2 separate regions of the Homo sapiens genome follow, and region 1 is linked to region 2. The links are chromatin contacts, found by Hi-C in ENCODE. All regions are on one chromosome and are shown on one strand. Each heading gives the region's core, a stretch centred on a gene start or an enhancer-like site at or near the end of the contact. The rest is flanking DNA. Distances are from core to core; before and after follow the strand shown.

Evidence for each region. Hi-C counts contacts between places; a loop is a spot of excess contacts on that map. Pooled maps may share reads with other maps.
Region 1: a loop to region 2 is called in a map of heart left ventricle, with 2.4 times the contacts of the local background. The contact joins two enhancer-like sites. A Hi-C loop is called at or near these places in 9 of 168 maps with a recorded cell type or tissue (Right ventricle myocardium inferior, ascending aorta, heart left ventricle and 3 more), 1 of 37 single-sample maps with no recorded cell type and 1 of 50 pooled maps.

The regions. Positions count from the first base shown.
Region 1 is chr5:71,890,678-71,896,269 of GRCh38, reverse strand. No RefSeq gene overlaps it. Among named protein-coding and RNA genes, the nearest start is that of CARTPT, 170 kb to the right of the region's middle. Within about 2 kb of position 4,214, at least 3 of the 41 ENCODE cell types and tissues checked have a DNase peak (open chromatin) inside an H3K27ac peak, as active enhancers do; they include heart left ventricle and heart right ventricle, where a contact is called at or near this core.
Region 2 is chr5:71,828,397-71,833,314 of GRCh38, reverse strand. No RefSeq gene overlaps it. Among named protein-coding and RNA genes, the nearest start is that of CARTPT, 110 kb to the right of the region's middle. Within about 2 kb of position 2,439, at least 17 of the 41 ENCODE cell types and tissues checked have a DNase peak (open chromatin) inside an H3K27ac peak, as active enhancers do; they include heart left ventricle and heart right ventricle, where a contact is called at or near this core.

The sequences.
Region 1 (5,592 bases), core at 2,965-5,464, 61 kb before region 2:
ATCATGTGCTTAACAAATGTTTGACAAACTAATTAAAAGACTAACTCTATAATTAAAGGCTCAGTTTTACTCATTTATTTAATGCCAAAAATATCAGAATTTTCACAAATGAAAACTGAAAAGCACGACTTATTTTTTTATAAGCAACTTGTTATCAGACTCTAGAATCTAGGCTCACCAACCATGTGACTTCATTTTCTGGAACTCACTTTGCTCATCTGCAACATGGGCACCTTATCTTAGAGGGCTAGAAGATGGAAAAGAACAGGGCAAAAGGAAAGCCAAGTGGGACAGCCTCTGGCCCTGGACCCCCTGCTGCCTCCCAAGAGCTCCACCTTTAGAATTTCACATAAGATTGTGTTTTATAAGAGAGTTTCACTAAGGAAATGAGGATCTTGAAATCCACTGGACCAGATAATCTGTAAGAGCCATTCCAGTTCTGCCATGTTATGATTAGAAACACTCCCACATGGCCAGAATAAGGCAGGTAGTAGCACTGCTGTGAGCTGAGCCAATTTGGGAGTGGCATTGTCCTAGATGTGTTGTTAAAGGCAAAGGCCAAGTTGTAAAGGCAGAATCGAGATGGGAAGACAGCAGATCCAGGAAGAAGGTGATAATGTAGGGCTGTTTCTTCCATTTGGTTTCATTATGCATGAAACACAAGGACAAGTACATGTTAAAGAATAGACATTTGTTTGATAGATGCATATTAAAGGTTATATATTGATAAACAGTTATAATATTACAATTAAACAGAAGAGATGTCACCCAGATATATCTCATCTCATTCATCCATGAAACATTTAACTAAAGAAAGGACTGGCAAGGCTGAGTGCCATCCCTACATGCAATGCTGATAGGGATGGGCCTGGCTGGAGATGTTCATGCCGCTAGAGCATGACCTGGAAAAAGCCCTGCCAGCTCCACCCCAGACATGAAACAGACACAGGTCCAGGAGCCAGGAGACCCTGTTTGAGTCTCAGCTCTTCCCCTTCATCAAGTCATTCTCCCTCTCTGAGTCTATTTCCTCTTCTGTAAATGAGTGGGTTGGTCTAGATGATCTTTAAAGTACCTTCAGTTCTAAAACTCCAGGGTTTCATGTGCAAGATGGTGGCAGGGTGGGGGTAGAGGTTGCAATGCTTCTTCCCCACTCGTGCTGTGTGTCTGGATAGAGGAAACCTCCTCAGTAGGGGAGATTCTAGATTCTCTTCACCTTGTACTTCCACTGCACGTGTGGAGATGGAAGCTTCTCTGCTTGGTAAATGTGGGGAGAATGGGTGGTCATGTTCAACTCCATCTTCTTGTTTGACACTGGGGCAAGCAGTCCGTCTCCATTTCTGCTCCAAGAGCAGCCCCCTCCCTAGAGCAGGACTGCCTCCAACCAACACTGGTGTTCCTCATTTGGGGGCTCAGAACTAGCAAGGCCTCTTGGCTAACGTGCTAAGGGTACATCCTTTCACCTGGCCTAGGTGTGACTTCATTTACTGAATGCATGATACAGCTGACCTGGCAGAGCTGACTTGAGGGGGGCATGAGCCTTCACCCCATGTGCCAGCATCAAAGGGGCTTCCTCTGTCCTGGCTACTCTTTCATAAAAACAACTTTATGGTTGTTTTCATAAAACACTACCACTATTATCCTCATTTTATAGGTGAAGAAACTGAGGCTCAGAGTTTAATCAACTGGCCCGAGGTCTCACTGCTAGCTGATAGAGTCTTTGTAAGAATTGTATGCACTGTCTCTGAATGTGTTTTTTGACGTTGCATCTCCCAGGCCTGGCTGTGTGACATGAAGGGGCACCATGGATGCAGCCTGTCTGGGGAGCAGCCCCCATTGGCAGCCTGATGGGTGAAGGGAGAAACCAGTCTTCAAAGTCACACCTCCAAGAATCCTGGATCTACTCCTCACCCAGCCCCTACTCAGTAGCAGCTGGCTGCACAGAGGCGACAGGTGGAGCTATCAGCTCCAGAGGAAACCACTTCTCTCCACCGATGTGGGGCAGTGAATGTGGAGGGTGGGGTGGGCAGCCTTGCCGTCTGGCTGAGTTTCTCTCAGGAAGTGCAGCTCACCTGGGGGTCCCTCCTGACTGTGGTCTCCAGCCCTCCCTGTCAGAAGAGAGAAACATCTACCTGGCAAAGCTGTCAGCTGCAGTTAGAATGAACCATCTTCAAACTCCAGCAGCCCCTAGCTTAAATGTTACTTCCTCAGGGAGATGTCTTCATCATCTGGATCAGCAGGTCTGAATTGTGGTGGCCCATTCCAATCCCAGAGGGCTTTAAAAAACAATGATGTCTGGGCTCCTTCCCTTCCCTGGTAAATCAGAATCTCTGGGATTGGCCAGGGTTAGAAACCACTGTTCCAGACAAAGCTCATTCCCTTACCCACCATCCATTCCCACTCCTGGGTTCACATCCCACTTGTCATTTTTACCTGGATGGCTGCGTTAGCTGCTGACCTGTAACCTCCATGAGAGTGGGGGTTGCAGCATGCCCTCCTCTCCAGCACTTGACATGGTTCTTCACACTCAGCAGCAATTCAAAGAACATTTGGCAAATAAGATCAAACAGTGATGACTTGGCATTCAGGACTTTTTCTCAAAAAAATTCAAAATACTTTTACATGGAAAATTGTTTGCATGTGTATTTCATAATCGAAAAACACATTCATAAGCAGCTTATGCAACTCTTACATAAACCTTGTGCGATAAATACTATCACCTAGCTTTGAGACCTTACTCAAGCTAATTAAACTCAACCTCAGTTTCCTCATCTTTAAAATAGGAATAATAGTACCTCCCTCTTAAGGTTATTAAGAAGAATAATTGAAATAACCCTAACACTTAGCACATTGCCTGGCCCACAGTGAGGGTTCAAGAATATTAGCTATTATTGTTGATAATTCACCTCATGTTACAGAAGGTAAACTGAGACTCAAATAGGCAAAGTGCCTTGCCCAAGATCCCACAGGGTTAGGACCCAAACCAATGTCTTCTGACTCCCAATTGTGTATTCTTTCACATTCCAGTTGAGAATGTTTTTGTAAGCTAGGATCTACAATATCAGCCTAGTTTTCCAGATGGGAAAATTCACCACTGAGAGAGGTGAATCAGCACAGTGCATTGGATTAGGCATGAATGGATGTTCCTCTGCTCTGGCATGGGCTAAGAGTGGGCCTTCATCCAGCCCCATTTTCTCCCTGTGCCTCATTTTCTGCCTCTGTAGACTTGAGAGGCTGATCAGGTGATCATGAGTTCTTCTCCAACCCTGACTATGTGAGATGTGTCCAGTGATCCTCTGCATGGTGTGTGGGTGCTCTGCTCCTGCCCCTGGGCAGAGCAGCCTCCTTCCTCCCACAGCATCCACGCTGAGCCCAAAGAGAGGAGATCATAAATCATCCCTCCCTGCCCATAATGCCTTGCTTTTGAAGGAGCCAGGGAAAGATGAGGCTGCCCCTGGGACCACAGGCCCAGCATGTGACGCCCTCCCCCTGCCCAGGCTGCTACATTCATTATGCACATCCTGAGTGAGGAAGCTCTGGGGAGCCCCATTCCAGGAGATGACAGTCTCAGGTTCTTCTTCGAGAGCATTCTACAAGGTAGTAAATAGACACTAATGAGCCTCTGGCTTCTTAATGTGCCGAAGTGTCTCTCTCACTGGTTTTGCCAGTCACGGAGCATCATTCTTCCAGGAAAAGCAGCTCTGGCCTTCCTCAAGTCCAAAAAGAAAAGAAACTAGGCAGAGAGTATATTAAAAACCAGGTAGAAAAAAAGAAAAACATGACCCTGAAACCACACCAATTTGGTGATTTTTTTTCTTTTTGCTGTCCTAGGACTTTTTTAAATATTGAGGAGGTATGACATTTCCAGGGAGAAAACACACACAACAATTTTTTTGTTTTCATTCAGGCAGGAATTAACAAAGAGGTAAATTGCCTCCACTTTTGGCTGTTATCTTTTCTGCTGCCTTGAGCATCTAAATTGTGAACAGGGAAGAGTAGCCAGAAAAGGCCAGCACCTGTGGACAGGCAGGAACCTTTGAGCTGACCCAGGCCACTGAGAGTCACAGGCCTGAGAGCTAGAAGCTGCTCACCTAGATGAGATGACTGGAACAGCCTGTCCCTCTCACTTGAGGTCACATGTAAGTCAGCACATGCCTAACATTCCTTCCCCTCAGCCTCCCTGTACTGCACAGGACTGTTGATGGCCTGCCTCTGGCCAGGCACGAGCTGCTTCCCTTATCCATTCACGCCCATCATGAGCCAAGTATTCAGAACAGGATATCCACCCTACGTCTCATTGCCAACCAGAGGCTTTAGCATTTTGCCTGGTAATTCATTATCTCATCCTCACGCATCCAGTGACAGATCCTCACAGGTCCCAGAGCAGTGAGGAAGAATGGCTACCCTTTACAGAGCACCTCCTCTATGCCAGGTTCTTCACATACCTTCTGTCATCCATTCATTCTGCAAATATCTACTAAATCCCTGCTATGGGCCAGGCATTATGCTATGCTTGGTACTGGGGATACGATACTGAGTAATTTAGACAAATCCCTTACCCTTACAGAGTTAATAGACCTTATCTCAGATCTTCTCAAGAAATCTATATGGGGGATATTATTATTCCCATTTTACAGATGTGAAAACTGAGGCTTAGAGAGATTAAATAATTTGCCCAAGATCACATAGCCAAAAAGAAAGTCAAGATTTGAACCTAGATCTATTTTTACCCAAAATCTGTGTCATTTTTACTATACCACATTATTTTTTAGCAAATATAGGAAAGTGGGTCTCTTGATCCTGCATTTTTGGGGCTTTACTCACTGAATTTTACACATTGGAATGCATGTCTTAAGTTTCTTTCTACCTGGTGCCTAGCACAACATGCTGCATAACAGGCACCTAATTAGGTGGATGAATTAATTTAATATATTAACTCACTGTGAGCCCCAGACCAGTCACCTGCCCTTCTCATCTTCCTCTCTAGCCACCTCTCCCTCTTCACAGCCATGGGTGTAGGCTCGCCTGCACCCTCCACACCAGCTTCCTCACATGCCATTCACTCCTCACCCCACCAGAGATGCTTTCTACAAGACAGCCAGAAACTTCTTTGTCATTAAATCCAATGGGTGCCTTTCCACACTCATCTTCCTCATCCTTTCACAACATGTGACTCCTGGGAATTCTGCTGCCCAGGCTGCCAGGACTCCTACATCTCTGGCTGTTCCTCCTTGGTTCCTTTTTAATTACTCTTCCATTGCTTCTCAATAAATACAGTTTCCCTGGGGTTTTGGTGCCGGCTTTCTCCTCTCCTCAACTCTTGGTTTCTTTTTTTCCTTTTGAGATGGAGTTTCGCTCTTGTTGCCCAAGCTGGAGTGCAATGGCATGATCTCGGCTCACTGCAACCTCCGCCTCCCAGGTTCAAGAGATTCTCCTGCCTCAGCTTCCCAAGTAGCTGGGATTACAGGCACGCACTACCACTCCCGGCTAATTTTTTGTATTTTTAGTAGAGACGGGATTTCACCATGTTGGTCAGGCTGGTCTTGAACTCCTGACCTCAGGTGATCCACCCGCCTTGGCCTCCCAAAGTGCTGG
Region 2 (4,918 bases), core at 1,190-3,689:
GTAAGGAATGAGTCCATCCACGTGGATTGGAGGCATTGTAATACAGTAGTGAAGAGCATACCCTCTGGAGTCAGACTGCCTGGCTGGGAATCCTGCCTCTGCCTCTTATAAGCTGTGGGACATTGGGCAAGTTATGTAACCTCTCCAGGCCCCAGTTTTCTTATTTATAAAACGGAGGTATTAAAAGTAGTGGCAAAACTGCACTCACTTTTGCACCGACCTAATACTATAGTAGCTACCTCATAGGGATGTTAAAAGTATTATAAGAGCTTTAAGTGCTTAACATAGTCCCTGAATCCTAGTACAGTCATGAGTCTCTTGCATTATTCGGTGATTTTGTCATTGTGCAAACATCAGAGTGTACTTACACAAACCTAGGGAGTATAGCCTACTACACACCTAGGCTATATGCTACAGCCTACTGCTCCTAGGCTACAAACTTGTACAGCACATTATTGCACTATACTAGGCAATTATAAGACAATGGTAAGTATTTGTGTATCTACACAGATCTAAACATAAAAAGGTACCATAAACATATGGTATTATAATCTTATGGGACCATCATCATATATGTCGTCTATTGTTGACCAAAACTTTGTTATGCAAAGCATGACTGTACTGTTCTCTCTGCCCATTGTGACCCAGCTGTTGAGATTAAGTTGTAAGTGTATAAAACTACATGTTGTTGAAGAGGAGGAACTTTTCCTCTACTCTGTTGGGTTTAGTCAGTGGGGGCTTGTGAATTTGACTGACACAAGACAAACTAATAGTAGAAAAGAAATATAAATGTATTAACTTTTTAAAATTTTACATTCCTGGGAATTCACAGAAAAGAAGTGAAACTCAAAGAAGTGGTTAGACTAGGGAGCTTATATATCCTTCTTTTTTTTTTTTTTTGAGACGGAGTCTTGCTCTGTCACCCAGGCTGGAGTGCAGTGGCGAGATCTCGGCTCGCTGCAAGCTCCGCCTCCTGGGTTCACGCCATTCTCCTGCCTCAGCCTCCCGAGTAGGTGGGACTATAGGCGCCTGCCACCATGCCTGGCTAATTTTTTGTATTTTTAGTAGAGACGGGGTTTCACCGTATTAGCCAGGATGGTCTCGATCTCCTGACCTCGTGATCTGCCCGCCTCAGCCTCCCAAAGTGCTGGGATTACAGGCTTGAGCCACTGCGCCCGGCCTATATATCCTTCTTAACGAAGGAAAGAGGGTTTGGGCCTCAGGAAAAATAAATTAACTGAAAGTGACTAGGAAATACATGAGAGAACTAATGAAAAATAAGGGTTATTTTAGTAAGGTTTGTTTATGCAGACTTGGTGCCGGCTCTCCATCACCAGCGATAACAGTCGTGTTCCTCATCCTGGTTTAGGAGAGGGGAACTTATACCACCTTCACCAGGGGAAACTCATGCCCTGCTTTTAGACAGATAAAGGGAGAGCAGAGACCTCTTCCTGTATATGTTGATCTTTAACTGCCTTCAGCTCAAAATAATCCTTAAGCTAAAGAGGTGCGTTTTGAGGTGGCATATCCTGATCTCCTTCAACATAAAGACTAGCTAATGTATGTTGATGGTGAAACCGATGGCCTAGATTTCACAAGCGCCTCACACTGACCCACGGGGCCATCTGTTCACCAGTATGTGAAGCAGGTCATAATGAAGGAAAAAGGTTTGAAAACTACAGTGATCTAGGGGAACTTAGTACAACAACTTTTCAGGAAACTTTTTGGCATGTATATCGCATGAGTGGAGGCTATGGGTAGTAGGAGTTGAGGGAGGTCAGCAGCTGCCTGTAACTGACTGACCACTGGTGTAGTGGGAGGACCACTCAACTGGGTGGGATGATGGAATGGTCCACCTTTTATAGGCATTGCACTTTTCTGAGCTTCACTTCCCTCACCCATCACATAAGCATCCTATTAGGTTAGTGCAAAAGTAATTGCGGTTTTTGCCATTACTTTTCATGTCAAAACCGCAAATACTTTTGCACCAATCTAATAATACCTTCCACAGAGCACTGTGAGGGTTAAATAAAGTAGTGCCAGCGGAAAGAAAACTGAGAAACATAGGATCATTCTTACAGTTTCCTCACTGCATTCTTTTACCCAAATCACTTTTCAGGGATTCCTGAAACATGAATTTAAAGATTACCAATAAGTAGGCTGTAAATCTCCAGTGCTTAGTAACTAACGCCAAGAGTAACTGGGAAAGATTTGCTTTATTTGTTTTTGTGTTTTGGAATTTTATTTATGTGTTTTGCTTTGCTTTGTTTTTAGGAAGGCCAGGAAGAAGAAGGGAGAGGAAATATTTACAGACAGCAAATAGGCTTTTCCTGAGAAATCTATGGTGACCAGGGAAGCAGCTAGACAAATGCCCAAGTTTCATTTCTGTCTCATTCCTCCTGGGTTTAGTCCCCAGGGAGGAGTTTGGGACTCAGGCCAACCCAAGCCACAAGCCAGGCTCACTCAGGACTATTTATAGAGCTGGGTTGTTGGGTAGCTCTCTTTCTACATGAATATTTCCAGCTCTTTCTGATTCAAAACAGCTCTTGACAGCCCTGGCCCATAACAGTGTATGTTTAAGTGCTTTTACATATCAATATCCTGGCTCTCACTGGATGCATAAATTAAAACAATGTTAGTCTTTCTGGTTTATTCCATTGAGTAAAATAAATTAGTCAGTAGTAACCATGCATTGTTCTCCTTTGTATTATAAGGAGAAATATTTAGCTTTGTTGTCACTGACTTAGCCTTTTCCATCTCCTAGAAAGATAAAAACCCATCTGTAACAAAGGCTTCAACTGTACTTGTTTTAAGCATGTTCTAAGATTCCTCCTCTCCCTTAAAAAGGATTCTGAGATTACAGTGTCTCCTCTCTCCAATTTAGACGGCATTATGAATTATGGATATACCATCCGCTGAGGCCACCAGTCACCGGTATTGAACAGTTTTGATGAAATACTGTGACCAGCTTAAATTGTTTTTCAGAGACTCAAATAGACTATTGATAAAACAGCTCCAGCTGCCAGACCCACCCCCTGGTAATGAGTGTGTCTTTATTTGGTGAGAAAGTGTGGGCTTGCTAGGCTAGCCTTGAATTGTCACCAAAAGTGAAGAAGGGAATGGAGATAGAGACCTCATGGGACTAAGGATGAGAGGCCCTTAAATCCTCTTTTTGGGGGCTTATCTTGCACAAGGATGAATTGACTGGGGAAAGAGCAGCACTTATTCTCAGTGTTTTCCTTCTGGCTATGTGACATAAAAATCTACACTAATATCAATTTTCATGGGTAACTAGTGACCCAAGTGACACCAAAATGAATTTCTTAGTAGTAAAAATGTATCATATTGAAAAACAACTTTTCAGAAGAGTGGCCTAGAACCTCACAGGCTTTAAACATCTATTTGTTATAGTATAAGGTGCTGCCACAATATCAGGCCGTACTACATACTTGCTATTCTATTTTTCTAAATTTGTATGTAAACTTGAAACCCAAAACCTGAGAATAGAGGTCAACCGAGTCATGGAGTCCCAAGATTTCCTTCATATCTTCCTCATATTTTTTCTTTTCATATTTGTTTTCCTTTTCAAATTACAAAACTGATAAATGTCGTGCAGAAAATTTGGAAAACACTATAATCCACACTCAGAGGTAACTATTATTAACGGATACGGTTTGGATCTGTGACCCCATCCAAATCTCATGTTGAAATATAATCTCCTTTGCTGGAAGTGGGCCTGGTGGGAGGTGATTTGATCATGGAGTGGTTCTCTCATAAATGGTTTAGTACCATCCCCTTGGTGCTGTTCTTGTGATAGTGAGTCCTCATGAGATCTGGTTGTTGAAGTGTGTGGCACCTCCCCCATCTCTCTTCCTCCTTCTCGGGCCATGTGAAGTACCTTGTTCCCCTTTCGCCTTCTGCCATGATTGGAAACTTCCTGAGGCCTCCCCAGAAACGGAAGCCACCAAGCTTCCTGTACAGCCTGCAGAATCATGAGCCAATTAAACCTCTTTTCTTTATAAATTACCCAGTCTTAGGTATTTCCTTACAGTAATGTGAGAACAGACTAATACGTTAACATCGTATGTCCTTCTAGTCTTTTTTCTTTGCCCATATATGCAGATATACTGTTATACATATATGCATATTTTTTTACAAAACTGATGACATACTCTATATTTTATTTTATTTTATATATAACTTTGTCACTTAGTAAATTATTTTGTAAACATTTTTCTAAGGTGGTACATTTGATTTTTACTGGCTATATAGTAGTCCATCACATGGGTGGACCATAACTTACTTAACAAATCCACTATATCAATATGTTAGGTGGTGTCATTATTATAAAAATTCTATGATGAACATCCTTTTGCGTATATATTTGGCCATAACTCTGCTAATTTCTTTAGGATGAGTTCCATAAGGCATAATTTAAGGCTTTAGTCATAGTATCATCAGGAAATGATGCAGCAGCTAACCCTCCCTCAACTATGTATTAAAGTGCCTGTTTTGCCAACATCCCCATCATGGCTGGATATTGTAATTTTTAAATGATAACTTGTCAGTTTGATACCAAAAAGTAAAAATGGAAATAATATCTCATTGCTTTCACTTTCACTTTTTGTTTCTTAAAGACTCTATTGTATATACTATTTATTAATATTTTTTCTTTTGTGACTAGTTCATTTGTATTATATGCCATTTTTATACTGATCTGTTTATATATTTTTCACAGATTTGCAGGAGCTCTTCATTAAAAAAATCAGAATGACATCAGCAAGATGGCTGAATAGAGACAGTTGGCAATCATCTCTGCCAAGAAAAAGGACCAAGGCAATGAATAAACAGCTAAGGTATGACTGGAGTGTAGAAGAGACAGCACTGGAGTGCAGTGGGAGTGGAGGCACCTCCATGC